2 separate regions of the Homo sapiens genome follow, and region 1 is linked to region 2. A link is an interaction called in ENCODE POLR2A ChIA-PET data of the cell type or tissue named here. Cell type or tissue: B cell. All regions are shown on one strand. Links, peaks and the distances in the headings refer to the core of each region. The heading gives the core; the rest is flanking DNA.

Evidence for each region. Peaks named below come from ENCODE experiments on the same cell type or tissue, not always from the same donor. Only the 100,000 strongest peaks of a DNase experiment are listed, where the experiment ranks them.
Region 1: POLR2A ChIA-PET joins it to region 2 with 5 read pairs; 2 of 35 experiments call an interaction of 5 or more read pairs at or near these places.

The regions. Positions count from the first base shown.
Region 1 is chr15:74,791,051-74,796,418 of GRCh38, reverse strand. The region is part of intron 1 of CSK (C-terminal Src kinase); the gene reads right to left. Among named protein-coding and RNA genes, the nearest start is that of MIR4513, 5.0 kb to the right of the region's middle. RefSeq lists enhancers at 2,476-2,525, 2,453-3,281, 3,282-4,111, 4,601-4,660. In B cell, for the core only: a CTCF peak has its summit at 2,582 (motif pointing right); DNase peaks (open chromatin) are centred at 2,578 and 4,572; H3K4me3 peaks cover 2,658 bases; H3K27ac peaks cover 5,000 bases.
Region 2 is chr15:75,214,244-75,219,611 of GRCh38, reverse strand. No RefSeq gene overlaps it. Among named protein-coding and RNA genes, the nearest start is that of C15orf39, 15 kb to the right of the region's middle. RefSeq lists enhancers at 1-108, 919-968, 4,778-4,837. In B cell, for the core only: no CTCF peak of the experiment used is centred there; no DNase peak of the experiment used is centred there.

The DNA.
Region 1 (5,368 bases), core at 115-5,114, 420 kb after region 2:
GTGCCTGCCTTTTCTGCCTTCCTTTCCACCTCCTCCGCCTCCACCTCTGCCACCTCTGTGACGGCAAGACCAACTCTTCCTCTTCCTCCTCAGCCTACTCAATGTGAAGGATGAAGACCTTCATAATGATCCCCTTCGACTTAAAGAATAGTAGATATATTTCCTCTTCCTTATGATTTTCTTTCTTTTTTTTTTTGAGACAGCAAGACTCTGTCGCCCAGGCTGGAACGCAGTGGTGGGGTGACTCACGGCTTACTGCAACTACCTCCGCCTCCCAGGTTCAAGTGATTCTCATGCCTTGACCACCTGAGTAGCTGGGATCATAGGCGTGCGCCAACACAGCAGACCAATTTTTGTATTTTTAGTAGATACAGGGTTTCACCATATTGGCCATGCTGGTCTTGAACTCCTGGCCTCAAGTGATCCGCCTGCCCCAGCCTCCCAATGTGCTGAGATTACAGGTGTGAGCCACTGCACCCGGCCATATGATTTTCTTATTTTATTTTCACTAGCTTACTTTATTGTAAGAATACAGTATATAATATATATAACAAACAAAATGAGTGTCAATCAACTTTATCTACAAGGCTTTCTGACAACAATAGGCTATTAGTAGTTAAGTTTTTGAGGAGTCAAAAGTTAATATATGATTTTTTGACTGCAGGGAGGAGGTTGATGCCCTCAACCCCTGTGTTGTTCAAGGGTCAACCGTATATTTACTTCAATAAAGTTGACTCCCCAAAAAAGCTACCCTAGCCAACCCCATTCCCTGAGAGCAGCAACCCACCCGTCTGCACACACATACTTTGTAATCCCAGCCCAGAGCCCCCTTGGACCTGTCTCAGGAAGCAGAGGGGCTGGAACTACTGTTTCCTTTCTACGGGTGAGGAAACTGAGGGTGAGAAAGGGCCAGTGGCATCTTCGTGGTCACAGTGTGTTAGAAGAGAAACTCCTCCATGAGCCTCTTTGCTGGGCTCTTTGATACAGTGGATGAGGTCTGGGGGCTAGGCTGACAGTCACAAATATTGCTACCTACCCCAGTGGAAGGAGACATTTTATTTTATTATTATTGTTATTATTGCGACGGAGTCTTGCTCTGTTGCCCAGGCTGGAGTGCAGTGGCGCGGGAGAAGACATTTTAGTGCAAAGTGCTGGGGGTGTGAAGTAGGCACGGACTGCAGAGCTCAGACAGGCTCCCTGGAGGAGGGAGCTCTGGGGCTGAGCCCTGAAGATTGCAGGGCTTACACAGGCAGAGGGCGGGCCAGGGAAGGCACCCCAGGTTGATGCAGCAGTCTGAGCAAAGGTGTCAGGCAGGGGACTGGCATAGTATGAGAAACTGGCCCAGGTGGAAGCCGATGGTGAGGGAAGCGGGAAGGCAGACCCTGCCCATCTGGGGCTCTAGGACCCCACACACTTCCAGAGTCCACCTTGAGCACCGCTGCTCAGGGGACACTGTAGGGGATGGTTTCAAGTGGGCCTGGCATAAACTCTGCCAGGCAGCAGGGGGACTTCCACTGCCAATGTGAGGAACCAGGGTTTGACTCCAAGGGCGATGGGGCCTCAGCAGGGGGGCATGTGATCATGGAGAGCAGAAGGAGCTGGGGAGGAGACGGCCAGGGAGAACCAACACTTCCAGGCCGCACACCTGGCTCTATAGTCAGGCCTGGGCTTAATACCTGGCTCTGTTGACTGTGCGACTTGGGGTGAGTGACTCAACCCTTCTAAGTCTTGCTTACCCTGAAGGGGAGGACAGGTATCTCCTGCAAGCTGGCTGAGGAGGGGCTGGAATGAAACCCTGAACTTGGAAATGTCTGGTGCGCCCCTGCCCCATCCCCTGGATGAAAGAGCTTCCGTTCCTCCCAGAATACAGGGCCCTTTCTATCCCCAGAGGCCAGGCCATCAATCCTGCTGTTTAGGCAGGGACACTGAGGCCCAAGGAGGATGAGCCTGAAACCTGCCTCCATCCACATGACTCAGTCACCACTAAGTACAGGAACCATCCCTTGCCCCTGCCTCCTGTGGACTGTAAGCTGTGAGGGTGGGGGTGGCGGGGACCCCTTGCCCCTGCCTCCTGTGGACTGTAAGCTGTGGGGGTGGGGGTGGCGGGGACCCCTTACCCCTGCCTCCTGTGGACTGTAAGCTGTGGGGGTGGGGGTGGCGGGGACCCCTTGCCCCTGCCTCCTGTGGACTGTAAGCTGTGAGGGTGGGGGTGGCGGGGACCCCTTGCCCCTGCCTCCTGTGGACTGTAAGCTGTGAGGGTGGGGGTGGTGAGGACCCCTTGCCCCTGCCTCCTGTGGACTGTAAGCTGTGGGGGTGGGGGTGGCGGGGAGGGAAGGAGGATTGTGAGCTCTTCTAACCCTCTTACCCCCATTTCACAGAAGCGGAAACTGAGGCTCAACTGGTTGAACAATTTGCCTGAAGTCACATAGCTAGTTAGGGGTGACAGAGCTTGAATTAGGGTCCCACTAGGGCTGGCTGGGCCCCCAACCTTTAGGTCCTTCTGAATAGGGGCCCTGCTAGCATTCCACATCCCCATGCCTCCCCCTTCCTCCCCAAACTCCCTGCCACCACAGGGGGGCGCGGAGGCTGCTGCGCTGTTAGTCACCCTTCCAGCTGTCAGTTTGCAAACACTCCCTTCCTGGCCTACAGCTACTGCCACCGCCGCCTCCCCACTGCCTTGATTATAATAATAAAAATAATAACAGGCCCTGTTTTCTGAGCACTTATTCTGTGCCAGGCCCTGTCCTTGGCACGTTATGGCTCATCACATCCTCTAACAACTCTGAGACAGAGAAGCTATTATTATCCCCATTTTGCAGATGAGAACCCCAAGTGAGGCCCACAGGGGCAAGGCGGGGGTCCCTAGGGCCACACCTTGAGTGAGCATTCTGTCCCCCTCAGGTGTCAAACTCCTGAGCTGCTGAGCCAGCCCTCCCCATAGCCCCGTGCCTCCCTGCCGGACAGGCCCCAGGAGTTGCCATGGGGACCACACTAGCCTAGGGGCAAGGGAGAGGAGGGAGGAGGGAGGAGGCAGAAGCAGCTATGAGGGGCACAGGGGCGGTGCTCAGGGAAGGGTAAGCCTAGGAGCGGTCGGGGTGGGCTGCCTCAAGGAGCTGGGCTCTGAAGGCCTCAGAGGGTCTGGAAACAGGGAAGAGGGCTAAACTCATCACCTTTACTCTGCTGGCTGTGACTCTAGAACCCAGCTTCCCCATCTGTGCAATGGACTGGTGATACTCCTTGGCTCTGGGGGCTGCTGTGAGGACTGGAGTTGAGCTCTCAGCACCAGAACAGTGCCTGCCTTGCCACAGACATCTTGCAAGTGGGAGCTGCTAACTCTCTTGGACGGCTCCTCCCTGGTGGGGTCATGAGACCCCTGAATGAATGAATAAATGAACAAACAAAAGGGGGAATCCAGCCTGGCTACATCACACTGAGGTCCCATAACCAATGGGACTATAGTTAACCCCAAAGGGACTATAGTTAACCCCAAAGCGATAGCAGCTGTCACCCCACCCCCACAGAGCTAGGGGACAAGGGGCTTGGGATGTGGCAGGACCAGTGCTTCACGCTGACTTCCTGCCCCAAACCCGGCTCCCAGTAGCCCTTGTGCTGGGGTCCCGGGAACAGGCTGGCATTGTGCCCAAGCACTGACGTCAGTGGCCGCAGACAAGATGGCTCAGTGGCTTCCCAGCTAGTGCCTAGGCCGGGGTCCCCTCCTTAAAACATCTCCAGAAGGTGAGACCCTCCCACTGCAGGTCAGAGGCTGACAGCCAGAGTGGCTGGGAGGAGCTACTGCAAACTTAGGCCTCTACAACCCAGCGGGGGTCAGGCACAGAGAGGGGGTCCTTCCTGGGGTTATTTAAACTTAAGAGTCGGGCTACTCTATGGAACAGTGCAGGAACATCGTCCTGGGTGTCAGATGCTCTGAGTCCTGTACCCAGCTCTGCCATCAACTTGCTGTGTGACCTTGGGAAAGTCACTTGACCTTTCTGGGACTTGTTGGCTTCTGGTACCTTAGCCAGACCTGTTTCCCATCTGCTGTTGCCAGGACACCTGTGCCCTGTCTCCCTCCCCGCCTTGCCATTCCCTTCACACTCTCTCCTCCTCCTTTACCGAGGGACTTCCACTCAACCTTGGGGGTGCAGCTGAGCAACTGCTTCTGGAGTACCCATGCCTTAAAAAAACACAGCAGGACAGTCCCTGCAGTGCTGTCTGTAGTAGCAGGAGATGATGGGGAGACAGCCTTTATGTCCATCAGTTGGGGGCTGGGTGGATAAATTACAAGATGTCCCTGAAAGGGGACAGCATAGCTCTAGCTGTGATGGGGCCAGGGGAGATCTCTAGATGCCGATACTGAACACTCCCCATGATAGAGTATGGAAAATGGCAAAACACCAGCTCAAGTCATTGAAGAAAAAGTTGCCAGGGGAGCAGAACAGACACAGCTTCCAAGTCCCATCCCACAGGCTAATTGGAAACAGGAAGGAGCACCTGCACTACAGGGAGACGTGCGGACAACCCCGGAACCAAGTGATCCAGTGAAGCATCACCAGCAAGGTGACGCATGGACACTAAGTGCCTCCTGGAGGAGGACTCTGCATTGCCCGGGGGGGCGTTCCTGCCAGAGCTGTTCCACCTGACTCCAACCAGGGAGAAGCAATCAGACAAATCCAGAACAACTGGCCCGGACTCTTCATGTCAATGTCATAAAAGAGCAAAACAAAAAAAGGGCTGGAGAATGTTCTAGATTGAACAGGACACTAGAGAAACATGACAAGATTCAATAAATGATCTTGAATTGAATTCTATATCAAGGGGTGGTCGGGGGGACAGCTATAAAAATCACTTGGGGAGAGGGGAAATGGACATAGTAGATAATATGGAATTAATGTCAATTTTCTTAAGTGTGATCATGACATTGTGATTATATAAGAGATACACGCTAAAGTTCTTAGGGTGAAAGATGCAATGCCTACAACTAACACTCAAATCAGCAAAAAATACATACACACATATGTCTATGTAGATAAAAGAAGAGATAGAGTAAATGTGGCAAAATGTTAAGAACTGGCAAATCTGCATGAAGGATATATGAATATTCATTATACTATTACTTCAACTTTTTGGTAGGTTTCAAATACTCAAAATAAAAGGCTGTGAAAAAAAAAGCCAGGTGCAGGTTCTCTATGGAATACTACAAGTTGTGTTTTTAAAGAGGTATTAATGCAACACCTCCCTAAACTCAAATATGCCTCGATTATCTTTGGAAAGACAGAGGAAACTGGTAACAGAGGTTGCCTCTAGGATGAGAAGGGAAAGTGAGATCAAGTTCAAGAGAAACTTACTTTTTACTGTTCATTTGCTATTT
Region 2 (5,368 bases), core at 253-5,252:
ATCAAAGACAGGCAGCCCAGCGCCAGGCCCAAAGCCAGGCCTGGGCCTGCCTGGCCTAAACCTAGTAGTTAAAAATCAACTCATGACTTAGAACCCGATGTTACCCATAGATTTCAGGCATTGTATGGAAGAACATTGTGAAACTCCCTGCTCTGTTCTGTTTCACTCTGACCACCGGTGCATACAGCCCCTGTCACGTACCCCTTGCTTGCTCAAATCAATCACGACCCTTTCATGTGAAATCTTTAGTGTTGTGAGGCCTTAAAAGGGACAAAAATTGTGCACTCAGCTCGGATTTTAAGGCAGTAGCTTGCCGATGCTCCCAGCTGAATAAAGCCCTTCTTCTACAACTCGGTGTCTACGAAGTTTTGTCTGCGGCTTGTCCTGCTATACTGGGACTACAGGCACACGCCACCATGCCTAATTTTATTTTTTGTAGAGACAGGGTCTGGCTATGTTGCCTAGGCTGGTCTCAAGTGATCTTTCCACCTCAGCCTCCCAAAAACACTGGGATTACAGGGACAAGCCAGCACTCCTGGTCATGCTGGTGCATTTTGGCTGCCATGGTGCACAGGAGGTATGAGCTGGGGGGCAGAATCTGCTCCTGGACCTCTACCCAGGCCTGCACCCAGACTGACCCCTGGGCTACAGGGAACAGGTGTGGAGAGAATGCAGCAAGCAGAGCGGGCTAGTCAGTGATGGAGACCCAGGCTGGGACTAGGAGAGATAGGGCTCCAACCCTCAGCCTAGTGGCCCGGCCCAACCCCATGGGGCCAAGATGACTTCCTAGGAAGCCAGGCATGGAAGCCAGCATGCACCTGAACCGAGGACAGAAGACTCTGATGACAGGGAGGCCTCTGACATAGTGTGGATACTTGTCCCATCCACATCTCGTGTTGAAATGTGATCCCCAGTGCTGGAGGTGGGGCCTATAGTGTGAGGTGTTTGGGTCATGGTGGGGGATCCCTCATGAATGGCTTAGTGCCCTCCCCATGGTAATGAGTGAGTTTTCTAATTTCTAATTTTTTTTTCTCTTTCTTTCCTTCCTTTTTTTTTGAGACAGAGTCTCACTCACAGCCCAGGCTGGAGTGCAGTAGCGCGATCTTGGCTCACTGCAACCTCCACCTCCTGGGTTCAAGTGATTCAATGAGTGAGTTTTCTATTAGTTCACAGGAGAGCCTGATGCCTCCTCTCTCTTGCTCCCTCTCTCACCATGCGACACGTCTGCTCCCTCTTTGCCTCCCGCCAGGAGTAAAAGCTTCCTGACGCTTCACCAGAAGCCTAGCAGATGCTTGTACAGCCTGCAGAACTATGAGGCAAATAAACTTCTTTTATAAATTACCCAGTCTCAGGGCCAGGAGCGGTGCTCACGCCTGTAATCCCAGCACTTTGAGAGGCCAAGGCGAGTAAATTACTTGAGATCAGGAGTTCAAGACTAGGCTGGCCAACCTGGTAAAACCCTGTCTCTACTAAAAATACAAAATTAGCCAGGCATGGTGGTGCACGCCTATAATCCCAGCTACTTGGGTGGCTGAGGCATGAGAATTGCTTGAACCCTGGAGGCGGAGGTTGCAGTGAGCCGATATTGCACCACTGCACTGTAGCCTGGGCTACAAGAGCGAAACTCTATCTCAAAACCCTGCCTCTACTAAAAATACAAAAAATTAGCCAGGCATGGTGGTCCATGCCTGTAATCCCAGCTACTCAGCAGGCTGAGGCAGGAGAATAGCCTGAACCCAGGAGGCAGAGGTTGCAGCAGCCTGAGATCGTACCACTGCACTCCAGCCTGGGTGACAGAGCTAGACTTCATCTCAAAAATAAATAAATAAATAAATAAATAAATAAATAAATAAATAACCCAGTCTCAGGTATTCCTCTAGAGCAACACAAAACGGGCTAATACAGCCTCCACGTTTGGTGTCCAGTGGACCTGGTGGTCCACTAGACACTCAGTGGTCTTGACTCTGCCATTAACAGCCAGACTATGACAGAGTTGTTCCCCTGCTCTGCCTCAGTTTGTCCTCTCTCAGCTGAGCAGAGCAGGGATAACTGCTTCTCATGTGGGCCACAGGACAAAACAAAGCCCTGAGTCCCACAGGAAGGTAGGTGGGCTATGTCCAAGGGAAGACAGACCTGGGGCAGTATTTTATGTCCCCAGGGTGGCAGAGGGACATGGAGAAGATGCCTCCTTTATGGGCAAGGGAGAAGGGAAGATAAGCAGAGAGGTGCCAGACACCCGCCTCACCCCCACCTCCCCCACCCCACACCAGGCCCATTCCTACTCAGCCCCCAACTCAGGCTGCACCATTCCCCTTTGGTCAGCTTGACTTCCCAGCCAAGCTGATGGAAGCTGACAGCTTGGATTCATCAGGGACAGCACGTAGTATAGGTGATGTGCAGGACGGAAGTGGAGAGGGCACACGGGAGCCGTGGTGTCAGGTCTGGGGCTGCCAACATGGTACCTGCCCTGGCTGGTCCACCCTGCCAGATGTGGCCTCTAATTCTAAGGTCTCCGAGTTCCAGGCCAGGACTGGAGCCAGACTCCCCTTGGGGACAGGGGACACAGTCCACATAGACATCACTTGTGCTTTGGGCAAAGCCAGCTGGACAAATGAATGAAAGGGGCCCTGCTGGAGGGTAAAACTGGGCCTGGACTACTCAGACCTGCCTCTGTGACAGGACGGTCCCATCCTTCCAATCAGACTCCTGAGCTGGAAACCCACCCAGCCAGGGAGTGGGGAAGGGGTGGCCTGCAGTCTCCCTTGAGTCTGTAGCCCCTCCCACCCAAGTCAGCTCCATAAAAAAAGATGCAGAGGCCGGGCACGGCGGCTCACGCCTGTAATCCCAGCACTTTGGGAGGCCGAGGCAGGCAGATCACGAGGTCAGGAGATCGAGACCATCCTGGTTAACACGGTGAAGCACCATCTCTACTAAAAATACAAAAACAAAATTAGCCAGGTGTGGTGGTGGGAGCCTGTAGTCCCAGCTACTCAGGAGGCTGAGGCGGGAGAACTGCGTGAACCTGGGAGGCGGAGCTTGCAGTGAGCTGAGATCGCGCCACTGCACTCCAGCCTGGGCGACGCAGAAACACCAGGTGCTTCTTCCAGCTGCAGGCTACTTCCTGGCGTGGCCTCCAGAACCCTGGATGAGTCAAGACGGGGCTGCCAGCAGCTGGGGGCAGGGGGAAGCTGGGTCCTCAGGGTGGATGCCTAGCAGGAACATGCAGGCGTGGCGAGTGATGGGCCCTCAGGGCTGAGCCCCTTCTGCCCAGGGGGCCTTGGTGACACGCCTGCTGCTGAGCTCAGCCCAAGGAGTCAGGGCCTGGTACCAAGTGGCCTCTCTGCCTGCGAAGACAGTCCTGGGATCGTTACCCCTCTGCCCAGGGCTCGAGTATCCAGGCTGGGGAAGGGCCAGCAGTCAGAAAGAAGGGGGCTGTGGGTGTGGGTCCCCCAGCAGTCAGGGGCCTTGGTGGACAGGGCCCCCTATGAGTGGTGTGAGGGGGAAGGGAGACTGAGCTGTACTCCCCACCCCACCGAGATCTATGGTGCCAGGCTCCAGAAGGGGACCCTGGGGGGAGACCAGCATGACAGGAACCGCTGAAGATACCTTTGGGCACCTACTCTGCAGGGCTGGGCCAGCTGGAGGTTTAGGGCCCACATCAGAGGGGTGGGCTGGATGCCACAAAGAATGAGGCTTCCTGCTGGGGTTGCAAGGAAAGCAAGTCTGGTGTGCAGAGGGGCACCCGCTGAGCTGGCAGAGGCCTCCCCACCAGTCCCAGGAATGCTGGAAAACAGGCTGCCAGGGGATTAGGGCCAGAAGTGCCCAGGAGGCCAGGGGAGAGGTCTAAGCTAACTCCAGATAGGATAGCATCCACAGGTCTAGAAGAAAGCTCCAAGCTGGCAACACCCAGAAGGGGCTGGGCTACCAAGGGCTGGGGGCTGGGCATGCTCACTGGCCTCTGGGGAAGCACTGGGCAGATCTGGTGGGGACCAGTCTTTTAGTAGCTAGGGACTCTTGTGGCCTGCTGGGCTTAGAGATGCCAGGGTGGCAGCAGATGGCAGGGTGGGGCTGGGGAAGACCTGGCCTCTGGAAGCTAGGGTCCTGGTATGTCCGCGGGGCCAGGAAGTGGCAAGCAGAAGGGTGGCAGCAAAGGATGGACAGGGATACCCCAGATCTAGCCCAAGGGAGGTACCAAGCCTTGTGGAAAGGCAGGCGGGCTCCCCAGGTCTGTTGGAGAACCCAGGCCTCCTTGAGTAGCGGCTGTCTCCAGGGTCTCTTGCCTACTTAAGGCAGCTGGGAGCCCAGGCCTCACTGAGGAGTCATCAAGGCCTCAGCAGGAGGCAGAGAAGCACTAGCTTTCTGTGTAGTAGGGCCCAAGCTGAAGCCCCAGCCCCTCTGAGGGTGTAGTGGGATTGGGTCTAAGAGGTTTACAGGGTTTGAGGAGGTGCAGCCAAGCTTGGGACCCCAAGTTCTGAATTATATGGAGAGGAGCTAGGGGATACAGGAGGGGCCTGCCCTGGTCCCATCATCCAAATCTGAGGAGGAAAAGGGTCTGCAGATGCCTTATCAGAGGCTCTTGAAGAAGCAAGGGATCCCCTGACAAACCCAGAAATCATAGAAGAGGCCCCTTGAGGTCCTTCCAAGGGGCTCAGCACCCCTTCCTAGGACCCTGGGTTCCAATTGTCCTAAGAAATCACAGGGACCTGGAAGCTGGGCCCCTCTTGGACAAAGGCAGGGTGTGGGAGGAACAGTGGCCAGGCAGGCTGAGGCTAGGGGCTGTGGCAGGAGGGGTGGAGGGCTCATCGACACAGGCACCTCTGAGTGGGCCATAGCTAGAACATCCAGAGTTGGAGTCCCCATGGAGGCAGCAGCGTCCTCAAGGAGGCCCCCAGCTTCCCGCCACCCTGGAAAAGGGGTCCATGTGCAGCAGGAGAGACAGGAGGGGCTTGGCAGCATTCCCCCATTCCCATCTCCTGGGCAGACAGGGCTCCAGAAGAGCTGCACTGGGTGCTCCCCACTGAGGGGGTGTCTGGAGGTGGGGTCTTGGGGAGCTGCCCATGGAGAGAGCACAGCATATAGCCAGCAGCAAGGCCATGTCCACGGGCTGAAGCGTCCCCATGGCCCGCCTCCCACCACCAGCTGGGGCAGCAGGCTGGGCTCGGGGTTCGGCCCTCCCTTCTCCGGCACAGGAACTGCAGGATGAGAAGAGTCACAGCCAGTCAGGTCAGAGTCGGGTCCTGCTCCGAGGATCCCCAAAGGAGGTTTGAGGGAAGACTCAGCTGGCTCGACTCAACCCCCTTAGTGAGAACAAACTCACGGGAAGAGGAACATCAATGAGGCCAGGAATGACAGAGGGAAAGAGGCGTCT